5 separate regions of the Homo sapiens genome follow, and regions 2, 3, 4 and 5 are each linked to region 1. The links are chromatin loops, found by intact Hi-C in ENCODE. Cell type or tissue: endothelial cell of umbilical vein. All regions are shown on one strand. Region 1 overlaps EDN1 (endothelin 1). Region 2 has its middle 48 kb from the start of LINC02530. Region 3 has its middle 81 kb from the start of LINC02530. Region 4 has its middle 100 kb from the start of LINC02530. Region 5 holds the start of LOC105374931 (a long non-coding RNA gene).

Evidence for each region. Peaks named below come from ENCODE experiments on the same cell type or tissue, not always from the same donor. Only the 100,000 strongest peaks of a DNase experiment are listed, where the experiment ranks them.
Region 2: it touches region 1 in a loop (6-fold over the local background); 3 of 110 quality-filtered maps call a loop at or near these places.
Region 3: a loop joins it to region 1, with 9 times the contacts of the local background. A loop is called at or near these places in 16 of 110 quality-filtered maps.
Region 4: it touches region 1 in a loop (5-fold over the local background); 12 of 110 quality-filtered maps call a loop at or near these places.
Region 5: it touches region 1 in a loop (5-fold over the local background); 9 of 110 quality-filtered maps call a loop at or near these places.

What each region holds. Positions count from the first base shown.
Region 1 is chr6:12,296,091-12,301,090 of GRCh38, forward strand. EDN1 (endothelin 1) reads left to right here. Exons shown (of 5, transcript NM_001955.5): 5 at 1-1,104. Among named protein-coding and RNA genes, the nearest start is that of EDN1, 8.2 kb to the left of the region's middle. In endothelial cell of umbilical vein, no CTCF peak of the experiment used is centred here; DNase peaks (open chromatin) are centred at 1,691, 2,241, 3,181, 3,911 and 1 weaker place; H3K4me3 peaks cover 872 bases; H3K27ac peaks cover 3,123 bases.
Region 2 is chr6:12,534,595-12,539,594 of GRCh38, forward strand. No RefSeq gene overlaps it. Among named protein-coding and RNA genes, the nearest start is that of LINC02530, 48 kb to the right of the region's middle. In endothelial cell of umbilical vein, no CTCF peak of the experiment used is centred here; DNase peaks (open chromatin) are centred at 2,027, 3,047 and 4,427; H3K27ac peaks cover 3,911 bases.
Region 3 is chr6:12,501,933-12,506,932 of GRCh38, forward strand. No RefSeq gene overlaps it. Among named protein-coding and RNA genes, the nearest start is that of LINC02530, 81 kb to the right of the region's middle. In endothelial cell of umbilical vein, a CTCF peak has its summit at 2,627 (motif pointing left); no DNase peak of the experiment used is centred here.
Region 4 is chr6:12,481,869-12,486,868 of GRCh38, forward strand. No RefSeq gene overlaps it. Among named protein-coding and RNA genes, the nearest start is that of LINC02530, 100 kb to the right of the region's middle. RefSeq lists enhancers at 1,587-2,786, 1,826-1,905. In endothelial cell of umbilical vein, no CTCF peak of the experiment used is centred here; DNase peaks (open chromatin) are centred at 2,053 and 2,473; H3K27ac peaks cover 2,375 bases.
Region 5 is chr6:12,390,732-12,395,731 of GRCh38, forward strand. It overlaps LOC105374931 (a long non-coding RNA gene), which reads left to right and starts at 4,743. Exons shown (of 3, transcript XR_926488.2): 1 at 4,743-4,783. In endothelial cell of umbilical vein, no CTCF peak of the experiment used is centred here; DNase peaks (open chromatin) are centred at 1,940, 2,580 and 3,650; H3K27ac peaks cover 2,296 bases.

The DNA.
Region 1 (5,000 bases):
GCCATAGCCTCCACGGAGAGCCCTGTGGCCGACTCTGCACTCTCCACCCTGGCTGGGATCAGAGCAGGAGCATCCTCTGCTGGTTCCTGACTGGCAAAGGACCAGCGTCCTCGTTCAAAACATTCCAAGAAAGGTTAAGGAGTTCCCCCAACCATCTTCACTGGCTTCCATCAGTGGTAACTGCTTTGGTCTCTTCTTTCATCTGGGGATGACAATGGACCTCTCAGCAGAAACACACAGTCACATTCGAATTCGGGTGGCATCCTCCGGAGAGAGAGAGAGGAAGGAGATTCCACACAGGGGTGGAGTTTCTGACGAAGGTCCTAAGGGAGTGTTTGTGTCTGACTCAGGCGCCTGGCACATTTCAGGGAGAAACTCCAAAGTCCACACAAAGATTTTCTAAGGAATGCACAAATTGAAAACACACTCAAAAGACAAACATGCAAGTAAAGAAAAAAAAAAGAAAGACTTTTGTTTAAATTTGTAAAATGCAAAACTGAATGAAACTGTTACTACCATAAATCAGGATATGTTTCATGAATATGAGTCTACCTCACCTATATTGCACTCTGGCAGAAGTATTTCCCACATTTAATTATTGCCTCCCCAAACTCTTCCCACCCCTGCTGCCCCTTCCTCCATCCCCCATACTAAATCCTAGCCTCGTAGAAGTCTGGTCTAATGTGTCAGCAGTAGATATAATATTTTCATGGTAATCTACTAGCTCTGATCCATAAGAAAAAAAAGATCATTAAATCAGGAGATTCCCTGTCCTTGATTTTTGGAGACACAATGGTATAGGGTTGTTTATGAAATATATTGAAAAGTAAGTGTTTGTTACGCTTTAAAGCAGTAAAATTATTTTCCTTTATATAACCGGCTAATGAAAGAGGTTGGATTGAATTTTGATGTACTTATTTTTTTATAGATATTTATATTCAAACAATTTATTCCTTATATTTACCATGTTAAATATCTGTTTGGGCAGGCCATATTGGTCTATGTATTTTTAAAATATGTATTTCTAAATGAAATTGAGAACATGCTTTGTTTTGCCTGTCAAGGTAATGACTTTAGAAAATAAATATTTTTTTCCTTACTGTACTGATTTGGAATCATTACTGAAATTTGTAAGGAGTGGGCCAACGTGATTAAGTACCATAAAGGCAAATAAATGGTTAAAGACGGTTTCATAGAAAAGTGACAATTAGAAGGATATTACGGTCTAAGCTAATTATATAAAGAATTTTATCTGTATCTTAAATGTTGATTTTATACTGCATTGAGGTAAAAACACAAAACAAAAAAGCAGCTTTAACACCTCTGTCTTCTCTTGGGTAGCAGCCTCCTGCTTCTCCTTCACCTGAAAAATTCTCCAGGGACTTCATCCATTAACTTGGCTCAGGCTATTAGGCAGGATTCAACAGTTTAAGCTGATGGTGTGGTGAGAGATGCTTTATCCATATTAATGGACTGAAGGAAGTAATGGCAAGACAACCCCCCAAAACATACCTAATTATACAAAGTTATATACCAAAGTTGCTTTTAGAAAATGGCCTGCTCAGAGCAAGTAGAGGTTTCCAATGGCTTTTTATTTTCTCACATTAAGGATGTTGTTTCTTAAGGAACATTGAGTACCATTGCTTCTTCGTGATAGCCTAGGACTGGCCGTGTGCCCATGGAGGTAGAGACACCAGGTACTGATTCTAGGTCCTCTGCCACAAAGCACCACTTCCTCTCCACTTTGCCTTGGCTGGCCTTGTCAGCTCACTGGAGAGCACAGTATTGCAATTGCAGTATTGCAAATGGTCACTACTAACTGAATTCTCTAAGAGCTTGATTAGCCCTCGAGAATCTTCCTTGCCCTTCTCTAATAGTGTCTGAAGGAATTCCTGGCATTTAACAAATATTAGCATGTAGTGATCACTGTCGTCCTAACAGTGACACATCAGAAGGATTTCAAATAACAGTCTTCAGGCATGCGTAATCAATGTCCTGTGCAGAGTCTCCGTCCTCATTGATCCTCATTTTTCTCTTTAAGGCACAGTCCAATGTCTTTGGGGAATTGTTTATAAAGCTTACTTTATCCATAAACTGTTTCTCAGTGCGTGACTCTGAAGAAAATTTTGAAGTTTTGCCCATGTTGACAAGGTGCTTGGTCTGAACTTGGCCAGTATTTAATCTTGAGCAAACGATTCAATTTCCTTCTATCGTGAGTTTTCTCATCTATGAAACAAGGGAGTTGAGGGGAGTTTCTTTCATACCTCTGAGAAAGAGTTTGAGATTACATAAAGAAGTTGAAGTGGCATGAAAAAAAATAAAGATCTGAGCTTAGAAGACATGGATCTAATACATTTAAGAGGAAGTCAGAATCAGAGAAGCCACTGAACAAAACAGTCCAAAGGACAGCATAGTAAGTCAGATTGATGAGTTTTGGTTGGGTTTTTCATCAGTCAAACCCTTGAGCCCCCCTTTCCCATGCTTCCTGCTTCAGTATCCAGTAGGAAAAATGAAAGGGATGATGTAGACACTCTAGGGCATGAGGATTTGCAGTAAATAAGTTGGGAGACTCACAGAAAATTAATATTTTTCAAACATGAAGACGAAACATTCAATTATATTACAGTCCACATCAGCTTGAAGGGTAAACTGATGGGATGGTCTGTCACATTTCTTGCTCTGTTTCCAGTAAAAGCATGGTTTCTGGAAACCCACTTAGGACAGCTTTCTCTCTTTACACTGATAGCCCAGGCAAGCTTTGATCTCAGAACTCCAGAAACCAGAGAACTCTAGGTGGAATGTGGTAACTTTTGCCAGGGCAGAGGGAACACCTACTAATAGGTACTTCATTTGCACCACCAGAGATTGGCATCTTTTTTGATGGATCCACTGGCTTTGATACTGCCTGTACTCCCCCAAAACACAGCTTGGGTATTGGACTAATCTAGAGCTCCCTCAGGAGAACTCTTGCTGACATTAAGAAAGAGCAACATTTTGTCTTTCCAGGTGAAAATCCAAGGCCCAAAAAGGGAGGTGACTCACCTAAGATCACAGAAGGAGCTGTAGCATCTCTGGAGCCTGAACACTTAAGTTAAGCACGACTATTTCAGCCAGAGGGCCCCTGGAGGTCTGCAGAAACAGATGCCCAGGCAAACCTTGCTAGAAGGCTCTGGGTACTAAAGCCAAAATCAGTCTTTCTGAAAGCTTTGCCTCCCAGCCTTGTAGACAGTGCTAGCAGACCCATCCCCTCAAGAGGAAAGAGAAGAAATGCAGGGGAAGAAAAAAGGACTATAAGGAGGCTATCTCATGGCATCGTTAAGTAAATGTCTATAGGATAAAATAGAATATAACCAAGAATTTTTAATTATTATTTTTAGACTTTACTCACCAAAGAATCTATCTGAGTGAAGGGGGAAATCTCTCGGTCAGTTCTCTTTTTTTTTTTTTTTTTTTTTTTTTTTGAGATGGAGTTTTGCTCTTGTTGCCTAGGCAGGAGTGCAATGGCGCTATCTCAGCTCACCACAACCTCTGCCTCCTGGGTTCAAGCGATTCTCCTGCCTCAGCCTCCTCAGTAGCTGAGATTACAGGCATGTGCCACCATGCCCGGCTAATTTTGTATTTTTAGTAGAGACGGGGCTTCTCCGTGTTGGTCAGGCTGGTCTCGAACTCCTGACCTCAGGTGATCCGCCCACCTTGGCCTCCCAAAGTCCTGTGATTACAGGCGTGAGCCACTGTGCCTGGCCCGGTCAGTTCTCTTTTACTCTACAATGCAAGGCAGTGGTCTGCTTTTTTTTTTCCCCCTCTCTGTTTCTAAGGTCTTGAAAATGCCTGTTTTCACATTTAAGTTCTCAATGTGTAAAACACTGCTTTCAAGCTTATGTTCTTAATAGAGTCCCTTCTGCATTGGCTTTATCTCACCTTTATACTCACAGTTCCTGGGGACTTTGGGTCTGGAGCTCAGAATTTATCTACTGCAAGTGAATGTTACACATTTCACAGTAACCTCTCATCTTTGTAGATAATTTGGTTTCCTGTAGCTTTTCACATCCTTTCTCTCATTCGACCCCTACCCTCACACAACAATCCTTTCGGGAAGCTGGAACCATATCATGTATCCATCAGCCAACCAAGGAAAGAGACATATCGAGAGGGTGAGTGACTCATCCAGAGTCCAACATCAGGCAAATAGCAAGACCAGAACCCGGGACCCCTGACCCTTTCTTCTTAAACTCCTCCAGAGCCAAGGGGATACACTGGACCTGCAACTTGGACTAACGTAGATTATTTCCAGCTTGTGAGTGAACTGTGAGTGGAATGAACTTGTTCTTATTCTCTTAGGAAGATCAAAGCTCCGTATGTACCCTGAGCCCTAGTTTTGAACGTCTCTGTCGTATGATTATTTGTTTACTGCATCATTCTTGTTATGACAATGCATGGTTGGCAGAAAACTTGCTGGCATTTACAAAGCTTGCCTCAAATCTGGTGCCATGAAGCCATGACAACTTCATTGACAACTACTGGCCACAGAGCCAATACATCGGAGGAAATAGAGTGATGAATGTGATGGCAGCGGCCATCAAATTTCCTCAAATCTTGGGCAGTAATCAGAGAGAGAGCTAGGGCTGGTGCCACTAGGTAGTAAAAAGAGAAGGGCTTCGGCCTTGGAGACAATGAATGATGGAAATGTTGGGTCCCAGGGATGACAGGCTGCCCGTAGCTCAGAAAGGCAGCACATCGGGAGTCCGGCATGCAGTTTTGCCCGTTTAGAGTTTTCTGGGTTTCTGCATCCTATTGTTATTTTTCACATTCCGAGTCATTCCAGTCCCCTTCTGTGTAAGTTGCTGTGGAAGTATCCAGGGCTAATAATCACAATATTAAGCGGCCATTGACATGGCATGGGCACTGACCAATTAGAAAAAGCTGGGACAGAGCTGTTGGGCAGGCTCCTGATAGACTCTGGCTGGGCTAGGTCTTCAACCTCCTGATGTTGGCCTGTAGGG
Region 2 (5,000 bases), 240 kb after region 1:
GTGACATTTTTATCTTGCAAAATTTGCATCTTCCCTTTTTGGCAGGTGAGATTGATGCTAGATGTAAATTTCTGTGGTCAGAAGGAAGCAAGAACACACACCTCCACTTATAATTCCCTAATGACTAATACTGAGAAATCTTTTCTCTTCGACAAGGAAAAAAAACACTCTACAACATAAAGAAAGAAAATCTCATGCCACATGGCTTTATAGATTCCAATCATACCTTCTTTGATTATTTCTGCAGCAGCATTTACATCCTGAAGGTGATGGAAGCCTTGCATTTGTGTCTTGGTGCCATGGGGAGCCTCTGTCTGGAGCCTGTGAATTTCTAGAGGCCCTTCAATGCATGGAAGACCCTCTAAAAATTACAGCTGCTAAAAATGGGAGCAGATTCCCTACCACTGGGGGCATCATGCTGCAAATTACATGTCTATCCAGAATGATGGATGGTAGAGGGCATGCGTACTTTAGTTAGGTAAGAATATTGGAGAAGACAGTATCTAAAGTTGCTTCCAATTTTGGTATCCTGTGGTGCAGTAGAAAAGTAACCACAGGGATAATGGAGACTAAATAGAATAAATTAAAAGCAAGATAGTAAATTCCTCTCTAATCCCCAAGACTAGAGGTTAGAGAAGGCAAGCAGAGCATATTGAACAAGTGTGATTTTACGTAATGGTCCTTACCCAATAAGGAGTGGATTGAGTAGGAAGAATTAAAGAGTGGTGTTTTATTGACATCTACTCCTTCTCTATAAATTGTATTACATAGGTGAAAGTAAGTAAGAAACCGAATGGCTGCGGAATCTTCTCTCCCATGTTTTCCAAAGAGTATGATCCACATATGAATGCCTGTGTGCGTACATATATAGAAGGTGACCAATGGCAGGAGTCGCACTAATGGGTTGACTCGTTTAATGGTTAATTTGTTTTTGGAAACTTCCATAAGAACCCTCTAAAAGACACTCCAGAAATAGTAGAACAACAACACTTGGGATAAGGGCCTTTAAACTGTGTAATTATTTGTTCCATGTCTAGAAAATATTATAAATCCCCTCTTTCTCCCCCTGTTAGAGGGAAGCTGCAGGAAGATTTTGCAAGCATACCCGGATAAAAGCCCCCGTACAGTCACTTATGTGCACTTCTCTATAACACTGGAGGGAATTCAGTTTTATGTCTGCAGAGCTGCTGTTGCCAGGGAAACAGAGGTCCTAGTCAGAATGCAACTGAATTAAGTCCCAGTGTGCCAGTTACTGGGTCTTTTCATTTGCCTACAACATACATGAATCTCTTTATGTCTAAGAAAGTTATTTTCTTCATATGCATCCATTGCACACACAGCTTTGTCAGCAAGATCCAGACAGAAGACTGTACCTGGTTACCTGATTAGGACTGTGGGTGACAGGAGAGAAAACAAAAATAGAGAGTAGACCATCCCACCATTGGCCAAGAGCAGATGGTGTGAACTGGCCCTTTCCACTGAGTGCCTTCTGGTAAGGAGTTCTCCAGAGACCAAGGAGCTTTACCATTGTTCCTCATAGGTATGCATCTCATCTTCCAGGAGGGCATCACTCTTTCCTATGACTCAGGTAAACTCAACATGGGCCACTTTGCAACTAGAATTGACACAAGCTGTGGCCACTCGTCTGAATTCTCTGGCTCTCAGCTTTTATTGGAAGGTCTCCAGAAACAACCTAAATTCTTATTGTAATTTCAGGTTTGTTCCAACTCAAACAAGTTACCTGAGTGATTTCTAGAGAGTATGTGAGCTGATGCAGACTAGATTTGAGCTGTTTTAAGTTCCATCAAAGTCCTAGTGAGATAAACATCCCATTTGTATAATCCTGAGTTCATAGGTATCAATAACCTAGCAGACCAATATTTGTGTGTAGATTAGTGCCTTTCGAGGAGCCATCTGTATCCAGTTTTTGTTTTATTGGTGGTAAGTTTACCTGACATTTTTAGTCACGATATACAGGATGATGCAGAAAATATGCTGATATGGTCACCCAAGAAAAACCGGAAACATGGTAATTTCCAACGTGCTTTCTTTAGGAAGACAGGAAAGAATGTGGTGAGTGTATATTTATGAAGGCTCGTTGTATGCACTATTTAGTTTTTGAGTAAAGACCTTAAAGCTTAACTCTCCAGAAAGCTTCATGCTCTTTCTCTACTCTGTTATTATATCTCTACTCTGCATGATATTAATATTTCCAGATTTTTAACTCTCTGCTTAGCGTTTATCTAAGGTTTATTTTCTGCCTTATATAGTACTGGTAAACTAGTCCCTTGAGGGTTCTTCTTTTCACTTGTTATTCCCATTACCTTTTCATTGCATTTGCAAAAGATATTCCAGGACACATTTTAGGCATTTCCTTGCTAATGTCTTGCTTGAAAATAGCATATTCTCAAAGGAAACCCGTTTTACTTCATGAAGTATAGAGGGGTCATTACCTATTCTGATAGGCTAATTCAGGTTTGGTTGTGTTAAAGTGGCTCACGTGATCAAGGATTTATAGATGCTGATTTACTCTGAATGTTTATCCCTTATTCTTATAGCTGAGGCTGTTTGGCCAGGTCATTTAACAACGCCAAAATGATTGTTTAAAGCAAGACAATGTACTTATGTGGTGGTGTGTGCAATGTAAAGCCCTAACCTAGAAGATTGACACTTAAGACTTGACAGAAACATTCTTTTTGCAGCAAAATAAACAGTTTTTTCTTCTCCTAGATAAGGTAGAGCACTTTTTTATTAATCCATATGGTTTGTTCTCTTGCATAGGAAACCACTAAAGACAACAATTTTCCAGATCTCTTCCTCCAAGTTTTCATTATCAATAAATGCTTGTGATATCAGCTGAGGTTTTTTAGCCCACACATCCGGCTTGTATCTTAATTGCAATAACTTCTTGTCACAAACAGCCAATGTAGTGATGTATGGAAAAAGTGGATTTTTTCCTTGTCCCTCGAGTCTGCCCTAACCCCCACCTTCAGCCCCCTCTGCCTTTCCCCCATTCCCAACCTCACGGAGCCCGGAAAGTCTTTCAGCATTCCTGGAAAGTTACATAAGACACCAGAAGTAGATAACATTGTATGTTTCCAGTTTAAAATGCAGAATGTTTATGCCTGTAAGGAGAGAAGAATGAAAGAATGTCCCTTTCGGAAATCATATCTGAAATGACTGGGGGGCTGACAAGTGCTTCCCTTACAGTAAAAATAATGTTTAAGGACTTGAAGTGTTTTTTACTACCTGGTAAATAGCAAGTTCTTTGTTCCTTAAGTACAAATCCTAAGCACCTAAAAGCCCATATTACAGCCAACTAGGCTGAGCATTCCAAGTTCTTATTTGAGGCAAGGGCAGTAGAAGTGAAATTTTATTTTTTATTTTATGAAAGTATGTATGTATGTATTTATTTATTTTGAGATAGGGTCTCACTCTGTTGCCCAGGATGGTGTACAGTGGTGAGATCACAGCTCACTCTAACCTTGAACTCCTGGCCTCGATTGATCCTACCACCTCAGCCTCCTGAGTAGCTGGGACTACAGGCACATGCCAAAAGACCTGGGTAATTTTGTTTTGTTTTGTTTTGTTTTTGAGACAAAGTCCCGCTCTGTTGCCCAGGCTGGAGTGCAATGGCACGATCTCGGCTCACTGCAACCTCTGCCTCCCAGGTTCAAGCAATTCTCCTGCTTCACGCTCCCGAGTAGCTGGGATTACAGGCACGCACCACCACAACTGGCTAATTTTTGTATTTTTAATTGAGATGGGGTTTCGCCGTGTTGGCCAGGCTGGACTCCAACTCCTGACCTCAGGTGATCTGCCTGCCTCTGCCCCCTAAAGTGCTGGGATTACAGGCATAAGCCATCACACCTGGCTTTTTTTTTTTTTTTTTTTTTTTTGTAGAGACAGGGTCTCACTGGGTGCCCAGGCTGGTCTCAAACTCCTGGCGTCAAGTGACTGTCCTACTTTGGCCTCAAAAAAGCACCGGGATTATGGGTGTGAGCCACTGCCCCCAATTCCCAGTCTTCTTTTAAGGGTATGGAGGGCAAAGGGTTGAGGACGAGAGTCTTGGCATGGCATGAAAGAAAGGCAAGCCAGGTTCCACTGTTCGCTTCTGATTATCCCTCAAATGCCTAAATCACTGCTATGGAGAGTTTGGTCTCCCCAAACCCAGAGTCTCAATCACATAGACTGCTCCCGTTTGGTGTGGGACAAACCTTCTGAGAACAGAAGCCACTGTGCTACAATTTGGAAGAGGAGAGCATTTAGTTAGAAAATGGAAGCACCAAAAACAGAGGTTTGATGTATAAACATATTTGCCCAAATCAACATACCACACAGAATTGGCTCTTCCGTGGCCTCCTGACCTTGCCCTTCCCTTCAGTGAGGTCAGCACGGAGACACGCAGCCCCGTGGCTGGTTCCAACACACTGCAACGGTCTCCAGGGCAACACTGGCTGAAGGTCATTTCGGTGCTGCCCAATTTCCAGGAAGCGGCTGTTCTCTGTGGTCTGGCATCGGGGTGGAAAGTTTAACCTGAGCACAAGGGGAAGGTGGTTGGTTTCTGCAGACTCTGCATTCTTTTCTCTGGTGGGTCAGATTTGTGAGCAAGGATTGGCTCCCACCTAGATAGTAAATATTTTTGAAAGGTCTGTGGAGTGTAGACATGACCTTTGCCCAATGGACTTACCACCCATCTGGATAAGTAGCAACCAAAGGAAGATGCCGAGCATCTCTGCTCCTTTCCTTAGAAGGGGAAGTGACTTGAGAAATGGAATGAATTAACAAGGAATGAAAAACACAAAAGGGTTTAGGGCAGTTTCTTTCCCCTGTCCCTATTGGCCCCTATTCTTATCATTTCTTTGTGATGTTGCTGATTCTAGTTTACTTTTTGAAACGGAATTATGCCACGGGAGGGGTGTAGGTCTGCTGATACTAAAATAAATGCAGGGTTTAGCAATAACTCTCTTCACAGCAATGACTCCTCTTTATTTTAAATA
Region 3 (5,000 bases), 210 kb after region 1:
AAAGAAATTATCAACAGAGTAAACAGACAACCTACAGAATGAGAGAAAAGTGTCACAAGCTATGCACTGACAAAGGTCTAATAACCAGAATCTATAAGGAACTTCAACAATGGAACAAGCGAAAAACAATCCCATTAAAAAGTAGGCAAAGGATATGAACAAACACTTCTTAAAAGAACATACAAGCAGCCAAGAAGCATATGAATAAATGCTCAGTATCACTAATCATCAGAGAAATGCAAATTAGAACTATGATGACATACCATCTCACACCAGTCAGAATACCTATTATTAAAAAGCCCCAAAACAACAGATGCTGGTAAGGCTATGGAGAAAAGAGAAAGTTTATACACTGCTGGTGGGAATGTAAATTAATTCAGCCACAGTAGAAAGTGATTTGGAGATTTCACAAGGAACTTAAAACAGATTTACCATTCAACCTAGAAATCCCATTATTGGGTATATACTCAAAGGAAAATAGATTATCATATCAAAAAGACAGGTGCACGTGTATGCTCATTGCCATATTATTCACAATATCAAAGACATGGGATTGACCTAGGTGCCCATTAAAGGTGGATTGGATAAAGAAAATATGGTACATATACACCACAGAAAGCTACGTGGCCATAACAAAGAATGAAATCGTGTCTTTTGCAGAAACATGGATGAAGCTGGAGGCCAGAATACTAAGCAAATTAACATAGGAAGAGAAAACAAAATATATCATGTGTTCTCACTTAAAAAAAGTGGGAGCTTAACATTGGGTACTCAGGGACATAAAAATGGGAACAAAAAATACTAGGGATGAATAGATGGGGAGCGAGAGAGGAGGGCATGGGTTGTAAAACTACCTATTGGGTACTATGCTCACTACCTGGGTGCAATATATCCATGTAACAAATCTGCACATATACTCACTGCATCTAAAATAAAAGTTGATTTTTCTAAAAAAAAAAAAATAGGAAAAAAGAGAGCATGTCGCAATTCTCTGAAGACACCAGGCACATCCCTACCTTGGGATTTTTCCACTTGCTCTTTCTTTAGCCTGAAACATTCTGCCCAGATACCATCTGGATCCATCCCTTGCTCCCTTCCTCCAAGTCTTTGCCCAGAGGGCACCATCTCAGCCAGGCCTTCTGGCATAACCCTATTTAGAAGTGCAGCCACCAACCTCTCCCCACTACCAAAGTCACTCTCTTTCCTTTTTCCTCCTTTATTTTTCTGCATTGCACTTATTACCATGACTTCTGTTTGTTTGTTTTACTTAGTTACTTGTTTTTGTCTGTTTTCTCACAGGAGAGTATGCACTCCATGAGAGCAAGGGTTTTTGTCTGCTTTATTCACTGTCGTATTTCCGTTACCTAGAGAAGTGACCCGTACACAGTAAGTTCTTACTTACTATGTCTTTGTTGAAGGGAAGAATGACGAAATGAATGTGGGGCCTGGAATTGTCTAGCAATATTTCTGGATAAGCTATAAAGCAAGATAGTACTCTTAAGGGGAATCTTTGTCTTTGATGCCTGTCCTGCTAATAGCTTGCATTAGAATGTAACAGTTGTCCCAGGGATAGCTAAGGAAAAGAAGAGACTGAGAACAGCATTTATTTTTATTTATTTATTCATTTATTTTTGAGATGCAGTCTCGCTCTGTCACCCAGGCTGGAGTGCATTGGCGCGATCTCGACTCACTGCAGCCTCCGCCCCGCAGGTTCAAGCAATTCTCCTGCCTCAGCCTCCCAAGTAGCTGGGATTACAGGGACACACCACCATGCCTGGCTAATTTTTGTATTCTTAGTAGAGATGGGGTCACACAACATTGAACAGGCTGGTCTCCAACTCCTCACCTCAGGTGATCCACCCACCTCGGACTCCCAAAGTGCTGGGATTACAGGGGTGAGCCACACACCCACCCGGGAACAGCATTTATTAAAGTGTATCAGACAGACTCTGGGGAGTCAAAAAGCTCCATGTTTGACACTGTCTTGCCATATGACCCTGGGCAGTTGGTCAACATCGCCAAGGCTCAGTTTTCTTACCTGTAAGATGAGAATGAGGGTACCTGCCTCACGAGATTGCCATGATTATGCAATGAGATGACATGTGGCACACAGGAAATGCTCAGTAAATGTCGGCCTGCATTGATATGCAGCAGATATTGAGATAAGCATTTAATGTACATAATTATGCTTAATGATCACATCAGTGTTAGGAAGCCTATAAGCTCTTCCCAACATGTATTCTGTGAGTCTCCCAATAAGTCTGGACAATGCTATGTAATTCATACCTCCAGTGGAGGTTTATCTTATGCAGTAATGCATCAGGAACGTCTGCAATAAAAAGCCCCGTTTAACTTTAATTGGATTTAATCAAGCATTACCCACAAGATGCTTTTCTCTTTTTACACAGCACTTATTATCATTATGTGAAGATGGTGATTTCAGTAAATGCCCTTTAATAGAGACAGAATACACATTTTTTTTTTCCATTTAACAGATGAGAATGCTGAGGCTCAGATAAGTTCAGTGCTTTACACAAGGTCACAGAGACAACAGTGTAAGTGCAGATATGCTAACCCTGGTCAACCTGATTCAGGAGACTAAGCTTACCACCACCTCACTCCACACAGCCCCCTAGTGTCTAGCTTGATTATGACTACTGCATAGAATGATGACCTACAACGCAGCTGCACTTCTAGACTTTTCGAAAATTCAAGACCAACTGGAAAATGAATTTGAGATGAGATTGTATTCAGTGAACCATAAAACCCCCATATTACATGAACTCTCTGGCTTGACCATGATTTAATGCTAATGATGATTTTCTTCTTTCTGATATTTCTGTTGTAGGCAGGCAAACAAAAGTAAGGCCATTATCTAAAACATGTATGAAAACAGCAGAATTAGCTTACAAAGAAGAAAACACAGAGAATCAAATTAAAATCAATTAATTAGAAACACATTAGTACAAATATGAAATCTGAAGCTATTTTTCTCTTGTCAAAGAGAACATTTGAAAATTTCAATACATTGAGTGAGGAAAGTTGATCTTCAAAAACGTTGTAGGTTTCAATTGTTAGTTACCCAGGGGTGATCTTAGACAGAAATTCCAGCTAAACAGGCAGCCTTGGTTACAAAGAAACATGGCTTCATGTTTGGAGACAATGCTTACTTGGTTTCTGAATCGAATCAGCCCTAAATTCAAATTTTCTAACTATTTAGTCCATTTTTAAAGTCTGAGGCCATGGGATTCACAGATAAACAGAGAGAAACTCAGAATTTTGATTGGAAACAAAGGAAAGAAAAAGTGCATAATAAATAGGGAAATCATGTTTGAAGATAAAGAGCCCTTTATTCTCAACTTCCAATAGAATTTCCAAGTATTTCCAAGTAGGGGTGTACAAAAGGGACGAGACAACCCAGATGAGACGAGATGCCAGAGCAACATCCCAATTGCAAATTGTATTTGGTGCCAAGACAAATCATCATCTCAATTTAGATAAGTTGGAAACAGTTTATCTCCCTTTTATCTAGCATACTATATGAGACAAATAAGACTGGAAAGGGTGTCTTAAAAATTGGACCACGTATCGATGTAGCTCAGTTTGTTTTGCAATACTAAGTCAGTGTCCCTTAATAACTACCAAAAGAAGGATTGGTAGAAATACTCAAACTGTCATTGTCATTTGTCTGAACTATGAGAAGCATACCCAAGTTCTTATCTCAGCCCCAGACTGATCCACATGGGCTTCTCTCGAGACCTTTCATGTTTACTTCCTTATTTGTTCTGCTGGTTAAGACAGCAGACATGTCAGATCTAAGCAAGGCTTCCTGGGCATGCCTTCGTGCAGTGGTACAATGGCAAAATTACTATTCAGGTGATTATCAGTGGCAACATGAACACTGATTTCCAGGAAGAACATAACATTTTCCTCTGTACTATTGGCCAAATCCAGGGAATGGGACACAAGTGCTTGGAGAGTGATTTGTAACTGTCAATAACAGCAAATTCTCCTAGACTTCCCAACACTCAGATGAGTAGCCCTGGAGTACTGTCAGGAGAAAGGCCTTCTTTATATTCTTATGGTGTTTTTAAGGGATAATCGCATGCACATTTTTAACATGTTACTCTTTTTAAGATAATTAAAGACTTTGATTTTGCCAGAAATGCATTTGAGGCAGGCCTTACGATATCAATCTTAGAGGTTTGGAGGAGTCTGAGTGTCTATGTTTAGTGCAATTTGTACACATTTTGAACAAGGCAGAACTATTTATTTTGAGATCTCAATGTTTCCAAGCAACCATGCACTACAAAATATTTTAGAAAAGTCTTTTGGCAATGGCTAATAAGAATTTTCCATATGTGTGAATATGCATAGCGACAATGGGCATAAAAACGCATTTCAACTTCTGCCACTTCTTGGACCTGATCTTACCTTAGAAAGAAGTAACAGAGATTGAGCTGCATGCACAGGCTTGTTGCAGATAGTATCTTAAGACAGCCAACTATTTTTTTTCTTTTTTGACATGTGAAGTGATTACACATGATATAAACTGCAAAACCAATGCTGTAGTTTTTCTCAAGAAGGTATATTTCTAAGTTCATTTTTGTCAAGCAGTTAACCTTCTGGGGAAAGTGCCCTGTAGGCTAAACATTTTCTGCTCTTTCTCTAAATTCTTTAAACAAATGAAAATGCCTACTTGAGATTGTCTATCAAATTCTTTCATAATCAAAGGGATAGGTGGGGAAAGAGGGCATGAAATGAATCACTATTATTTATTAGTATATTTACTTGGTACTTGCAGGTGGCATTTCTAGAACTTGCCTATCTGGCTGACAGAAAAATTGAGTTGGACAATACTGTTTCTCCATTATGGGAGTCATGAAACTTGATACTTTGATGTTGGTTGTTAGGGCAACTTCCAGTCAACTGGCAGGACCTACCTTTCGGGGTTAACTTCTGGTTTGTCTGTACCTCATAGAATTGGTTATATTATAATT
Region 4 (5,000 bases), 190 kb after region 1:
TCATAAAATAATTGATGATGATGAACATATGTTCTATTAAAGCTATGGAGGCTTCAAAACCCTGGCAGCTGAAAAAAAAAAAAAAAGAAACAGTAACTCAAATTGTAAAAAAGGGTGAACAGCAGATGGTGAAAGAGAACAAGTCATAGATTTATTGAGGATGGTGTGACATGCAGAAAGCTGATGGCTGCATCTTCCCCAGTGAGGGGTGGGGAGAGAGAGTGAGGCAAACAAAGCTCTAATTAGTGACCTTTTATTCCTTATTAGCAACTTGGACCAGAGCTTCATGAGTGAGGCTGTTGAAGGAAGCGTTATTGGAAAAAAGCATAAGGACAGCGAGGGAAGCAAGTATTGAGAAGAAGGCAGAAAGAAACCAGCTCACAATCTAGAACTTAGCTTTCATCATAAGTGTGATGGGGAGTTATTGGGATCTTTGGAGCTGGCTTCTAATAAGATGTGAATTACATTTGATGAAAATTATTTTAGCAGTTATCTTCAGAATGCATTTCAAAGAGGGATGCAGGAAGTCAGGCTAGGTGAGATTTTGATCATCTGAGTGAGAGCTGATTATATACTGTTGTTTGTAACAACAGGGGTGATGGGGAAGAAAGCAAGAATCCTGAAGATGTTGGCATGAAGACTGAACAGAACAACAAAACATGAGGGAAAGTGAAATGAAGAGACAAAGGTGATCCTGAATGCACAGGCACAGAGGGGCCCCCTATAGGACAAGCTGTTTCAAAGGTTACTTAGGATAATTTCTAAGAAGAGGGATAGGAAACAGTATCATCCACTGTTTTATAGTTTATTCTTGCCTGTCTTACAATGGTGGCAGAAGGTTACATGCTCCTATGACAGGTGTATAAATTAATCAGCACCCTAAGTTCCTGATTTCTTGCCCACCTATCAACAAAGATGTTAACGAGCTGCAGAACTTTTAATTTGCTAATGAAATACCATTCTGCATAGTTACAGCTTTAGCTTTCATGGTCTTTAAAATCTGTATCTCTTTACCACATCTCATCTTAAAGTGCGTAAAATTGTGCACTTCCTTTGTATTCATGAGAGTTCACACTACTCATAGTGTATTGTTTACCTTAATTACCAGATTATAGAACCAAATGAAGAGCTATTTTTAAAAGTAATAATAATAACAAAATATCAATACGTGCTCAAAGAGGAATATCCCAGCTTGGGAGTATGTTCTCTCAACCTTTTATAGCCAGACAAGAATTATGAAAATTTCTCTTCTCTGAAAATGTTAAGTTGCACTAGCTGACAGTCTATGCAGCGAAAAGAGGAACAAATTAGATACAGATGACCTGGTTTACTCTCTGAGCTTTGCCATTCTTTAGGATCCAAGACCTTAGGAGAGCTACACGAATATGTGAACAACACTTTCCACCTCTGCAAAATGGGATTTTGCTTGTAAGGTTTGTAGGAAATTTCTTTCTCTGGTCTAAGTACCAAGTGGCAGCTATTATTACTGTTACAGTTTTTGTTGTTCTTCTTATCGTGCCATTGGGCTATATGACATTTTTTGGAAAGGGCCAAACTCTCAGGTCTTAGATCTAGGCCTATTCCCTAACTCTAACTTCAGGTCACTTGATTTTTAAGGAAGGTTGAGAAAGGAACAGATTTATTTTGGTGAAAGTGCTTCATAAATTATAAAATGCTTCGAATGACAGCAGTCTTTTAATGGAAAAAATTTGTTAGATGTGCAGAACTTCAGATATAAAAGCAATAGATGGTATTGTACAGCAGTTAGGACTACAGTTGATGATCAATAATGACCGATTTGGATAAGAACATATTCAAGATTCTCATGTGTTTTATGGATTTGGACTGAAATCAAGAAGCTTCTTCCTCTGAGGAGAGCATCTCGTGGGTTCTTGGGCTCTTTTTCTTAAAGCAGTGGTTTCACTTTCCAGTTTGGTCCTCAAGCCATATGTCACCTATGGGCAGCAGCTCTCCTTTCAGATAAGCAGTCTACAAGCTGATATTTTTGGCAGAAAACCACCTTCTGGGTAATAGGTCTGGTATCTGGAGGATTCCTGTTTCTGCTGTCGTTCGCTGACCTCACCTCTCTTCTGTGACTAAGTCTGTATTCACCGCTGAAGTGCATGCTTCTTGGGGAGAAATTGTGGGTACTTCCGGTTCCCCCTGTGACTTTGTGACTTAAGCAGCAGAAGCATTTCATACCATGGGTACATGCTCCTTCCCATTACCTCCCTACTGACAGGTGCTGTCAGAGTTAGAAAGTTCTGGAAGCTCCTCAAAACATAGACTTAAAATAATAATTATAATTAATAATAGCAATTAACTTCCATCACAGGTTGAGTCACCTATAAGAGATTGCATGGTTAAGTTTCTTTTAAAGTCACCTCTTAACATTTCCTTACTTACTCAGCCTCACTCATCTTAAAAGGTAAGTCGCATTTAAAAGAAAATATTCTTAACTTGCGATAAGAGCAGAGAGAAGTTTTCCTGTCTTATATTTAATGCATGTAGATGACTGGTATTCACGAAGTTAATTTTTTCTTTAAGCCACAAAGAAAAAAAGTGGTGCATGTTTTCTAAAGAAGACCGGTATCTGTAATTGTGTCAATACTGATATTTTTGCTTTTAAATTCCTTCAATATTCAAAACGGTAGCTTATCTCTATGAAATGTTTCCTTTTTCCCTGTCCAATAACACATGGGTGGGAAGTTCAAACCTTTGTACTTTTTCTTTGAAGCAATTGCCCTAAGCCGGGAAAAGCTCTTTCATCAGCAAGAATTTTGAGTATTTTCTCTTTCCTCCTGATCAAGTTTAAGGTGTGTGCTCATAAACAAGATACGCAACTGTCAATAATCATCTTTTCAGCAAATAGAGCCAAAGTTAATTTATTAAACCCGGCAAGCTGCTCTCCTAGTTTTCTTCCCCCTGTGACATACTGTCCAATTATTTCACATTCTTGTAGTGTAAAATAAACACATTGAGTCTGTTGAGATACTGCTGTGGTTATTTATTTTTCAAAATTTAATAAGGAGGAGGATGACCTTTCCTCTTTGGACAGGAAACAAAATCAGACCTAACAGTGATACATTATCAATTTTCACAACCATGAAAATATTCCAGAAAACAAGCAGTTTTCTGTGCACTCAGGTGACTGCAAGCTGGCCAGTGAAGCCAGAAAGCCCAAATGCCTTCTAGATCTCAATTAACTACCCACTTACTTGAAAGGTTTTATTGACTATAATTTTGATAACGATGCATAATTATATCAACTTTCTTTCCTCATCGAATTCTACTACAAATCCCGGGCCGAAAGGGGCACATGAGTCTGTTCTTGATGAACAGACAGAAAAAAAGAAGACAGAAAAAAAGAACTTGAAGAGTCTGAAAACAGGTTTAGCTGAGGCATGTGCCATGGTAAATTTGCTTTGTGAAACTAAGCCAAATACGTTTATTTTCCTACATCTGCATTTCTCATAATGTCGCAGGTAACATAAACAGGTTCTCTCACCCAACACTGTAATAACGATGGAAATCAATGATAAAGTTAAAGACAACTACATCTGCATATACATACCAAACGAACAAACAAAAATCTGTCAGCAATCTTGGGGGTAACATGAGGCTTCTGGATTCTTCTTTCCTATTTCTCTACTTGCATTCTTGGCTTTGGCGTAAGTAGAAGAGCTTTCATAGCCAGAGGCAGAACACTGGTGTGTGTGAGTCAGTCAAGGGCAGCAACGTTTGAAGATTCAGATGCATAACGATATTTATAATTGAAAAAAATCTATATTTCATACAGATATTGCAAATTCCGTGGCAAAAGGGAGAAAGCAGTTAAACAAGCAGGGAGACAACATACAGCTCTCCTCTGAGAGTTGAAAGAAAAAAATATTTTTTAGGATCAATCCTCAATAACCTCCAATTTTCATCTTTACAGATTGTTAGCTTGAATCACAGTTGTTGTTTAAAGAGGACGGATGTTGGGGAGAGGAATGGTTACTGATTCCCAGATTTTTTAAAAATGCAATGCAAGGAGAATTCTGAGGAGGGAAGCACAATGTCTGGATTCACTATTTTCCCCTCTCCGGGTGGTGGCTTGATGATGAGAAGATACAACCCTGTCATCATCACTCTCTTCTTAGGACTTGCAGCAGAAAGCACTCTTCTCATTGTAAGCAAGCTTCATGAAAATTAGCCTGGAAGAAAGAAGACTGGCAAGATATCGGCCATACTGTTGAAATTGAACCCTGGGAAACAAAGATATGTACATACCAAAGTCAAACTTTTACTAGGAAGGTTTGGATTGTCAAGGCTCAGGTGTGATATTTCAGTCTTGGTCCTATTTACTTAGGATGCAATTCAGAAGGTTAAAGTTGGCCCTGGGAGATCCAATAAAAAATATACCTGAGTCCAAATTAATCTAGATCTACAATTATTACTTTTAATTCATTACTATTATGGATATATATATATGTTAGGAATTAGCAGCAGAGTGAATCAGTATGATATTTTAAGGATTATGCTTTTATGCTTTTAAATTTTAGATAATACATTTCCTAATATTAATTTTAAAACACTCTCTTTGCCATGCTGTTAAGAATTCTACTTTTTTTTTTTTCATTTTTATCTTCCTAACTTCTTATTGTGACATTGTTGGCCAGATCCTAAATAATTTTAGATACAAGCAAAAGTTTCCTTGTATGAGTGAATAGAATGCTAAGTCTCTTTGGAAGTATATTTATACATTTTATTGTAAAGTTTAATTTTGATTGTGCATTTGTGTTTGTGCTTTAGATTTCAGGATTATGGTAGCTTTCCTACCCAAGTATTGGCTGAAACAGCCAATACCCTTCTTTAAAAAATTTCTGTAAACAGGTTTCTACACATTGCTAACATGAATAAACAACTTTCCTTCTACCTCCAAGTTCGTCATTTCGTCTGGCAGTCATTGAAAATTACCATATGTTGGGGGTTGACACCGAGACAAAATATTCAGACTG
Region 5 (5,000 bases), 95 kb after region 1:
TGAACAGCATCTTACTCTTCAGCAGCTCCTATAGAAAACCAAGTTATCAATGAGCTCCTAAATAATTGGTATCACTTTTTACTGTTTCTGATTTTTCTCAGGTAGAGACACTAGTTATAGGATATACAATCTTTATTTTGATAGCATTGTTGGATTGACAGAAATTCAACTTGGTATGATATCATGCATGTATTTGAATTTTTTTAAATAAAAAAATTCCTAAATGTAATGATACCTTCATAATTCTGATGCAAGAGCCCTTTAAATTCTGTGTTAATGGAGAAGTATGACTGCCTTCTATGGTAATCCATCAATAATGAGTTGTTATATATTGAAATTTATTATGTGGAAAGAGTTTTCTTGCTAATTTTAATATCTTTGAAGGTAAGAGCTATGTTTAATTTCTCTTTCTTCCCTTACAACTTTGTGTTTGTACATGATAGATACTCAATAAATGTTTTTTAGTTAAATGATAGAATCAATCAATAAATGAAAGATTGAATTAGAGATGAGTATTAAAGACATAGACTCTGTCTCTAAGAACTTTAGAATGTAAATGGGTAGACAAGGCATAGTTTAATAAAGACGTAAACGTGGAATAGTAAGTGTCAAGCAAGTGGTACAGATGATAACTTTTAATGAAGTCCAGCAGAGGAAAGACCTCAGGGTAAAAGTTGAACTTGAACTATACATTAACAAATTAGTAGGAATTCAGTAACTCAAAAAGATGTTAGGATATTACTCGCAGGTACTCCTAGTGATAGAAGAAAAAACCTAGAGATGAAGGAACATTAGATGTGTTCTTGGGATTGTGAAGAGATCAGTTTAGGAGAGGAAGAAAAATAAAGGACATGGATGAGAAATAGGAGTGGAAGAAGAGATTGGAGTCACACTGGGAAGTCTGCAATGCCAAAGGAATCTGGACTTTATCCTATAGGCAAGGTTGAACTGTGTACAATTACAGAATTCATTCCATCATCAACAGGTACTTATGAATTCCAGGCAAGACGCTAGAGACACAAGTTAAGGACATACATAGACACAGTGCATGCCATGGAAGTGATAGGTCCAATGAGTGTGTGATGAGAGTGTGGTAGTTGAATCTATCTAGGCTGACTTAGCACGCAGGGCTGCTGGGACCAAGCCCTGCCTTTTGCTTTGGATATTCTCCACTGTTCCCAGATAAAGAAAATGATGGCAGCATGTAGACCCTTTTTCCCCACTGGAGCTGAAGTTCTACCAGAAAACCTTAGCAATGCTAATTATTAGTGTTTATGAAGGCTTCTGAATCTATCATAAGACATGTAGGAAATTTCTAAATAATTTTCAAGTTCCTCAAAAATCACAGGGAAAAGTTGCCATACTACTTAATACTTGACACATGGAACATGAATATTGTTTCTCCTTCAATCAGAACCTATGATAGAAAATAATTAAGATTTCTTTATATTTTAGTGACTTAAAATGAAAATGAAAGTTTAACTGTTAAAATGAAAACATACAGAGATATTTCATTATTTTTACCCCATATATGGCATGGCAAGAGCCAAAAAGTAACCAATTTAATTTTTGGCAATGTAAAGAATTATCATGGTATTTTAGTATATGTGCTGCTGAGGTGAGTACTATCACGGTATTTTAAATACACATGAAGACACATGCGTCTTCATAACTGTATGACCACAGTCTTTTAACTTTCAAGTAAGAGGAGACTAAATTCTACCATGTTTGCAGAGGAGGTACCTTGGCCCTCACTAGAAATTTAACTTTCTTTAAACACGAACTTCAAGCAAACGAATCTATTCAGAATTTTAATTTGGGTGGTGGGGGGGGGTGCTTTGCTTTTGTAAGAGAGCTTGATAATCTTTCCCTGTTGAGCTCCTCAGTCTCCCAGGCTCCGTGGAGCTGCAGGATGTCATGCACTTGGACAGCAGCCACCTTGGAAAAATCTAAGCAGGCATAACTTGGTGTTAATGACTTTGGTAGCTTAGAGAAATAAAAAACGAGGAGCAGGTCCTCATGCAAGGCCTACGGGGGCGAGGTGGTTTTCCTCTTTGCAGTAAGGTTTGCTCTTTGTAAGAATGCTCAGAGTTAGATTCCTGCTCCTGCTCCAACTGGTTCAGGCTGACAATTGTGAAATGCTTCCCTGCCTGTCCTAATCGAAGGCCCACAACCAGGACCACAGAAGCAACCTTGGTTTGTGATGGACCCTTGTCTAAGGATCAGGTTTCCAGCATCATTTTCTACTTGCAGGTAGTTTTACCTGAATTTCTTCTTAGCTTTCCAGCATTTCCCGTGCCTGGGCCTCAGACAACTGTCTTCCCAATAACCTATGACTGACCTCCTTGGATCCCTGGTTTCTCCCTTGCTCTGACCTCTGCTAAATCCATATGCTGCAGATCTTTTACCTTGACTACCTGGCTCCTGACAGCTGGTTCATGCTTGCCTCAGCCAGGAGTGCAGACTCATACAGTTGTCAGATTTGCTGGTTGGGACCTAGACTTTGATTTCCTTGCTGAGCTGCTCTCCACAGACACCATACAGCTGTAAGACCTTATTCAGAAGGTTATGGAGTCACTTCCTTGGGAAGTTTTCATAAGAAAGGCTGAACAAACTTGCTTAGATAGTATGAGTCTAGCCTTAGACACAACAGCAGCCTTCTAATTTTATGATCCTTACCAACACTCTTACTACAAACCATACCGTGCCATTCTACAAACAATTTCTGTAAGTTGCAAAAATTTCTGACAACCCTATCTCAGGTTCAATTCCAGGTCTCCCTCACATAAGATGTGTCATGTATGTATGGATATAGGTCTCACAAACACTAAAAGAAATGTCAATTTAGGGTAATATATAGAAGCCAAAGCAAAAGACACACAAAAAATGAAGGCCTTATATTCTTCTCTGTCAATATTTCTAGTTAGAAATCCCAATTGACAACACTTATCATTCATTTTACCTTTGGAGAGATTTCTGAGTACTTCCAGTCTCTTTTATTTGAATTATTTTGGCTTGCTTTTTATTTAAGGGATAGAAAAAAAAGGGGGGCATTCTGAATTAAGCCTTCCCACATACATCTGTGTGAGGGAGATAGGTATCCAACATTCCACAGGTGATTCTGTGGCCAAAAAGCTTCAAGAGGGGAGCATGTCTTGAAAACACAGACAAGATGAGTCAATATCAGACATCAGAGACCAGGAGTCCCCTGCTCATGAGCCCCAAGGCACTCCATGGTGGGATGTGAAGAAGCCCTCCCAGGTGAGGTGAGGCAGGCAGTGGGATTTGGCTGAAGGAAGCCTTTCTCTGTCTCCTGGTGTGCTGACTTAGTGCACAGGGCTGCTGGGCCCAAGCCCTGCCTTTCATATTGGACATTTTCCAATCTGCCCAGATAGAGAAAACAAACAATGGCAGCATGAAGAGGGGCCATCTCCAGGTAATTCATCTGACTTCCAACTGTCCAGGGTTCTCCCATCAGAGCTGAAATACTACCCGGCAGACTGGCCATCAGGCAGCCGGACCTGGATATTTCCTTCAGCAGTGCTAATTCCTAGTGTCTTTACAGGAATCCTGACCCAGAAAGTCACCTCAATAGGTAAGAGGTTAAAAAAGCACAAACAGGGGAAACAAACTGGGTGATAAAAATTCTTGAGCCCTGGGGAGCTCAGAAAGGGGATTTGGAGCACAATTCACACTTGGGCCAGCCAGCTCTGTTCACGCTGATAAGTTGTTTTTTGAGAAAAACAAATGAATTCATATCTGATAAACCAGCACATTGATAATACCAAATTCCTTTTCCCTTTCTAAGGCTCTGTCAGGGAGGAGGGATAGATTATTTTTGCTGTGCAGGGGCAGAGAGGGTGGTAAGATTTACTGTAGATGCTACACAATGAAATATTTTTTGGTTTAATCAGTTTTGCAGGAATTGTACTGTTAAATGTCCCTTATTAAGAAATACCTTTATGTCCCCGTAAGAGTATTAGAATGACAGTTGATAAAATCTGTTTTAAAAGTGTTCATTGTTCCCATCACAAGTAAGAGCACCTTGGTTGATCCCAGGAGAGTTTTGATAAATTTTTATGTTTTTGAGGGGTTAGACCAAGTGCTGTTCCTCCTAAATGGTATTTTCTATTGTATATACATGTACATAAAAATTATTCTCCATGTCACCATCCTCAGACACCTAGCAACCAGTGACCCCCTCTCAAACAAAAAAACAAAACAAAACAAAACAAAAAAAACAGAGTCAATAAATTAGCCTGGAGCTGCATTCTGAATGGTAGCTCTCTAGCACTTACATCCATGAGTACTTTACTACATTCGTTAAAAGGTAGAACGCAAGTCAAAAATTCCTGAATAATCTACTGGCTGTAAGCAGGACATATGGAGCAGAAAGAGAGCCCGGTAGAATAATTTTTTCTTCTCTCTGGGTATTTTGAAAATTAGTTTCTATAAAAGATGATGTTTAAGCTGGGTCTTAAAAAGTGGATAGGAAATAGGCAAGTGGAAGTACTCTTCCAAATACACCTAGCACAGTGTATGCATGCTCAATTATTTAGTCATGCATTTATTCAGTCACTCATTAATTCATTCAGCGGAAAAGCTCAATACACACTGAAGATAGAATTCTCAGGCAGATAGACTTGATTGTTTTCATCACACAAGATAACGTAGTCACTTGGCTACAGAGAAGTAGACAATTATAATACAGTGATCAATACTATAGAGGACAAAGAAAGAGAGGCAGGTGCTTCAGCAACAGAGAGTAGAAGGGCAAAGAAAGGTAGGCTCTGTCTTCTACCCTGCCCCCTTTTCAGCCCTTCCTCTCTAAAACACAGAGAAATGTTCTCTTGTCATTGTTTTCATAGCCACGTATCAACTGATTCCTCGGAGTCCCTTAGGAGAGTATCTGATATGATTTTGGCCAAAATATTCAGAATCAAGGTTATATTAATCCACCTATTTTGTTCCCTTGAGTCTAAATTAATGGGTCTTTCTTA